Regions from separate parts of the Homo sapiens genome. Here region 1 is linked to region 2. A link is a loop called in an ENCODE intact Hi-C map of the cell type or tissue named here. Cell type or tissue: IMR-90. All regions are shown on one strand. Each heading gives the region's core, and the rest is flanking DNA. Links, peaks and the distances in the headings are about the cores only. Region 1 overlaps GNA14 (G protein subunit alpha 14). Region 2 has its middle 4.2 kb from the start of GNAQ.

Region 1 (2,922 bases), core at 270-2,769, 450 kb before region 2:
AAAAAGGAAGATGGAACCTCCATGTTGAACACGCCTGGTCCCCCAGGTAGCACTTTCCTATTGGCACAGCTGCAGGCATTCACCCGTGCAAGCTTCCAACTTGCTTACCTATATGTCTGCAGCTCGATTTTACAGGCTGGTTTTTTTTTTTTTTTTAATAGAAAATAAATGATTTGGGGGCTGCTTTTTATTAAAGGAAAATCTTACTAAGGACTCTCTTACCTTCACTATCTGACTAAATAATTTCTTTCTAGCTCCTGTTATCATTTGGATAGCTATACTTAAAAAAAAAAGAAAAGAAAAGAACAAGTGTTGATGAGGATGTGGAGAATTGGAAACCTTATGCATTCCAGTTATTTGGTGGGAATGTAAAATGGTTCAGCTGTTATGGAAAATAGTTTGGCAGTTTCTCAAAAAGTTAAACATAGAATTACCACATGACCCAGCAATTCCACTTCTAAGCATATATACCCCCAATACTGAAAGCAGGAACTCATATTAGTATCTATACTCACATGTTCATAGCAGCACTATTCACAATAGCCAAAATGTAGAAACAGCCCAAATATCTATCAGTTGATGAATAGCTAAAGTTATTGTGGTATTTATATACAATGGAATATTATTCAGCCATAAAAGGAATGAGGTACTGGCACATGCTACAACATGGGTGAACTTTAAAATATTTGCCAAGCAAAAGAAGCCAGAAGACGCAAAAGTCACATAAGATTGGATTTCTATGAAATATCCGTAGTATGAAAGAACACAGATTGGTGGTTATCTGGGGGAGGTGGGACAAAGGGATGGGGAGCGAATGCCTAGTATGTATGGAGTTTCTTTCTGGGCTGATGAAAATGTTTTGGTCCTAGATAGAGTGTTTGCATAGTACTGTGAATGTACTAAATGCCGCTGAATTGTTTGCTTTAAAATGGTTGCTTTTATTCAGTGAATTTCACTGCAATTGAAACACATGCACACAAGCACACGTATACACACACGAATTTATTCTCTCATAGTTCTGGATTTCAAAAATCCTAAAACCTAGGGGTTGGAGGGCTCTGTTCCTTCTGGAGGCTCTAAGGGAGGCTTCATTCCATGCCTTTTTCTGGCTACTAAAGGCCATCTGCCTTCCTTGGCTTTGGCCCCTTCCTCTATCTTCAAAGCCAGCAGTGACTTCAAATTCCTGTCTCAGTGATGTCTGCTTCAGTCATCACATCGTCTTCTCTGACTCTGGCCCTCCTGCATCCCTTATTATAAGGACCCTTGTATTACATTGGTTCTACCTGAATAGTCAAGAACACTCTCCCGATTTCAAGATCCTAATCCCATCTGCAAAGTCCCTTTTGCCATGTCAAGTAACATATTCACAGTTTTCAGGGATTCAGAGGGGGACATCTTTGGGGGGCTATCACTCCATCCACCACACCCTGACACCCCTTCAGTGAACTCCTTTTCTTCCTTCAGTTAGCCAGTGTCTGTTGCTTGCAACCACAGAACATTAATTGATAAAATACTTCCTGTTTTTCAGCACTGTATTTTGAATGAAGAATGTGAAAGTAACAAGCAGGACTTGGTGATTTCTTGATCCTGATGGAGAATGACTAAGGAAATCTGCAGGAATTTCACATTTAGCACAATGCTTTCCCCAGGAGCAAGGAAGCCTGGAGAGCAGATGCTTAGGAAGTGTCTGACAGCTGAATGAGTCACGGGGTGAGAAGAGAAGGAAAGTTTAAAGCCTTTAATCAGAGGATATAGAAGCAGGGATAAGACTGAACAGAGAGGAGCAAGGAAGCAGGAAAATATATTTCATATAAAAATCTAAGTTAGAAGGCAGGTTAGCACACATAGCATAAAAGTTGCTAATCCCCCTTCTTTGTCAGGTGACACTCTCCTACTGTCAAACCTGAATCTGAGTCAGAGGTCACCTTAGCCCCAGGAAGTCCTTCTGATGTTCCCAGAGAGAATTAACAGCTTTCTCTGTTCCACAAATATATACTGGGTGCTTACTGTGTTGCTCTGAACACATGCAGTCGCAGAAAATTCTTCAAAAGAAGGAACCTGCTTTTGCCACTGTCTAAAAGTGCCTGGGACACATTGGGGGTTCACATGCTAGCCACATTTTTAAAAGCCATGGGCCAGCACAGCTAAAAAGAACTGTTTGTTTGCTTTAGACATTAGCATTCAAAGCCATCTTTATTTATATTCCATTTCATACAGACCCTTCAATGTATTTTTAAAAATCAAACTTGGAATCACAGCACTTTTGTATGCCCCAGGAATCTATTATAGCTCAGTAACTTTTAGGACCAGTTTACCAAAACCTGGCATTGGTTTTCACAGGTGCATTTCTTGCAAGCCAAACTGGCCTGACAAGGAAATAAATGCTCACTTGCAGGGTCATTTCTAGCTCTGATGGGCCAGGCCACTTCATTTCCCAGAGCCTCTTAAGGAGGAAGCTATTTGACTTTCTGCGTCAACCAAACTGTCAGTGTTACCAATTCCTTTGACTTTGACCTAGAAATTTTATTCATGCAAAATGGAGTGAGCTCGGTTTTCTTTTTTTGTTTTGTTTTTTTGTTTGTTTGTTTTTGGAAGTCATGGTTCCTGGAAGAGCGGAGAACACTCTTTGTTTAATATATCACCTTAGGGTTCAGATATCACTTATATTTCATTCTCAAAAGCCATCGTATGAGTCAGCCCTGTCTTTACAGGTACTGTGTTTGTTGAAAGGGGAGAGGGTTGTTTGCTCATCCAGGGTGGAGAAACCTCTGAGAGTAGCTGGATATTGCCTTTTTCCTCCACCCTCGGGCTATGGCCTGTAGTCAGTACACAGTGGGTAAACCGCAGGTTGCCTAAAGCAACCATGATAGCCAGAGTTGCCTGCAAAAGCACATTGTCATTTGGATGGCAACACTGGATTTT
Region 2 (2,860 bases), core at 1-2,500:
CACACAGAGAGTAAGATGATAAACCATTTTGAGAATTCAAGGACAATTACTAATGAGCTGAAAAGCAAATTGCAATACCCAAGGAAAATTGAACTTCAGAGAAAAATAGGAAGACTGTCACCTTTTCTATGGTATCCTGAGATGGATCTCCAACCCCACAATCATATCACCCTGTCCTTTGGGGACTGGCAAAGAAAAACAGTAAAAGGCATAGTTTAGTCTTAAGGAGTGGTTCTGCAGTCAAAGAATGAAAAGGCCATGCTCTTCTAAAAGGATCTCCTGGGGAAGGAAAGGCCCATAGAGGTCATCAGACACAGGCAATATACAGTACCTCTCTTATTCCCAGTCACTTAGCATGGCTGCTTCATATGCACCATACTACTGTCATTCTCTGTGTTCTCTTTCTCTCTGCCCCCTTCCCCTCTGAATTAGGAGCTTCTTGAGAGCGGGGACCATGTTTTTCATAACTGTTTTCAAGGCACCAGAAAGAGAGCCTAGCCTAGAACAGCTACTCAGTAAATAATGAATAAACAAAAGAATGCTACCACCTACATCATCAACAAACACACACTTACAGACTGCCTGTCCCAGGCAGTGTATTATGCCAGATGCCTGAGGCATACAAAGCCCTTAAAGGCTTCATAATCTATTTGGTGAGACAGGCCATGTGTTTCAAAGAATAAACAATACAAAATGAGAAACACTCGTTGCTAACATACAGTATGGAAAATGGATTGCTAACAAAGTTCAAGAGAAGCAGTTCCCTAAGCTGCCATTCAAATTAACCCAGAGTATGAGGAAGCACACGCTGGTCACCCAGAAGACCTTTTAGAAATCAGCCTGAAGAGCATCGCAGATCCTACAAGAGCTGGGAAAGAGATGTCTGGCCAAGTAATAAAGTGGACTTGCTCGTGGGGAAGAAAAAGAAGCCGACCTAGTGAGACGCTGAGAGCTGCAAATGGCGCCACCTACAGGAACATTCTTATAACAGCAGAAAAACTGAGATTCTTAATTGGAACTGTCCTGTTGAAAGAAGAGCAGGGCCAACATGTTGAAGATGAAAAACTAGGCACGAAGCACATCTTCTAAAAGAGAAAATACCCACATTACAAATCATATAGCAGATATTCTAGAATCTAAATGAAGCATAGTACCTCAGTGACATCTTTCCTTTACCAAGCTCAAAAAACGTACCCGGGTAATACTCTGATTCCAATCAAATGTATCTATCTTGTGCTTATCCAGGGTTAGCAATATCAAGGGAAGTACTGTACTTTACAGTTTGAAGGCCACCAAAGTCCCGGTAGACTGGAAGACTCTAAAAGGCTTGTCAGATGGGAGCTCATTTTAAGCTGAGTAGAATAGTGTTTCAGCCAGAGAAGCTAATGTTTGATGAATGAATAAGCAAATGAACCCATTACGTTCATTTCCTTTTGATGATTTCTCATGTAAAGCTCAATAAGGCTGAGATTTTTGTCTGTTTTGTTCACTCCTGAATCCAGCATCTAGAACAATGCCAGGAGTATAATAGATGTTTAATAAACATTTGTTAAATGAATGAAAATTAGATCTTCCAGTGAAAGAAGCCACATGTTGACCACATGACAGTCTCTCTCTCTCTCTTTTTTTTTTTTCCTTAGCCAGATTGTGTGCACCAAAGCTTGGCTCCCTCTGTAAAATGTTCTTCCACCCTGTGCTTCAAAATCTTGCCTCCAATGCGTTCACCAAGGAAAATTAGCCATCACTAGAGTATTCAGAAAGTTGGGAAGCAGTATTTTTGTTCAAAACCCAGATGGAAGCCTATATTAATTCCACCTAAATCAACTTTATAGGAGAGTTGATATTCCTATTACCAATTCATTTCAGACCACATGCAGGTTATACATTGAAGATCTTGACAAGATATATAGTCAGAGTTGTTAATTGCTCAGTGTGTGATAAGTTAACGAAACACAGCACTTGCTGATGGAAAACACGTAAGTAATTAAAGTGCCTGTTCTGCCTTCTCAATGATTGAAATGGTCTTCATATGAATTTTTTCAATTTGTTATCCTTGTAAATTTTTCAACCTCCCATTCTGAATTTTATCAAGATGTTAAAAAAGGTAATCGCTTTTAACTTTAAGATAAATATGAAATATCCTCTCCTAACCACAAATTTAGATATTAAAGTGTTCTTTATTGCTTTATTTTTTCTCTTGTCCTTTTCTATCTCTTAGGCCTACCAAAATCTATTTGAGCCACAAAATTTCCAAATACTTCTTCCAAACTTGTTAATGTTTTCCAGCTTTCCATTCTTATACAAATTCCTAAGCATCGGATTTGAGATGAGTGCATTGGACAATATGGAATAGGGCCTGGAAGAAGATGAGATGAGTGAGGATTTTTTTTTTTTTTGGCTTAGGCTTTGTCTGTTATGGCACAGAACTGTTAGTGATCTTGTCTCTATTTAAAATGCTGGGCTGGGCATGGTGGCTCACGCCTGTAATGCGAGCATGTTGGGAGGCTGAGGTGGGTGGATCACGTGAGCCTAAGAGTTCAAGACCAGCCTGGGCAACGTAGTGAAACCCTGTCTCTACAGAAAATTTAAAAATTAGCCAGGTGTAGTGGCACATGTGTGTAGTCCCAGCTACTCTGGAGCCTCAGGCAGTAGGATTGCTTGAGCCTAGGAAGCAGAGATTGCAGAGAGCCGAGATCGTGCCTCCAGCCTGGGCAGGTAGAGACCCTGTCTCAAAAAAATAAATAAATAAAATGTTGATTATTTGTTCATCACGGGGTTTTTGCATTACTATAGATTTTTAAAGTATTGCATTAAAATATTACCTATCCTGATTACTGAGATTTTTGATGCCACTTAAATT

What was found. Hi-C counts contacts between places; a loop is a spot of excess contacts. Peaks named below come from ENCODE experiments on the same cell type or tissue, not always from the same donor. Only the 100,000 strongest peaks of a DNase experiment are listed, where the experiment ranks them.
Region 1: a loop joins it to region 2, with 1.9 times the contacts of the local background. A loop is called at or near these places in 3 of 110 quality-filtered maps.

What each region holds. Positions count from the first base shown.
Region 1 is chr9:77,586,837-77,589,758 of GRCh38, forward strand. The region is part of intron 1 of GNA14 (G protein subunit alpha 14); the gene reads right to left. Among named protein-coding and RNA genes, the nearest start is that of GNA14, 60 kb to the right of the region's middle. RefSeq lists an enhancer at 649-1,554. In IMR-90, for the core only: no CTCF peak of the experiment used is centred there; a DNase peak (open chromatin) is centred at 1,655.
Region 2 is chr9:78,034,628-78,037,487 of GRCh38, forward strand. No RefSeq gene overlaps it. Among named protein-coding and RNA genes, the nearest start is that of GNAQ, 4.2 kb to the left of the region's middle. In IMR-90, for the core only: a CTCF peak has its summit at 965 (motif pointing left); a DNase peak (open chromatin) is centred at 934.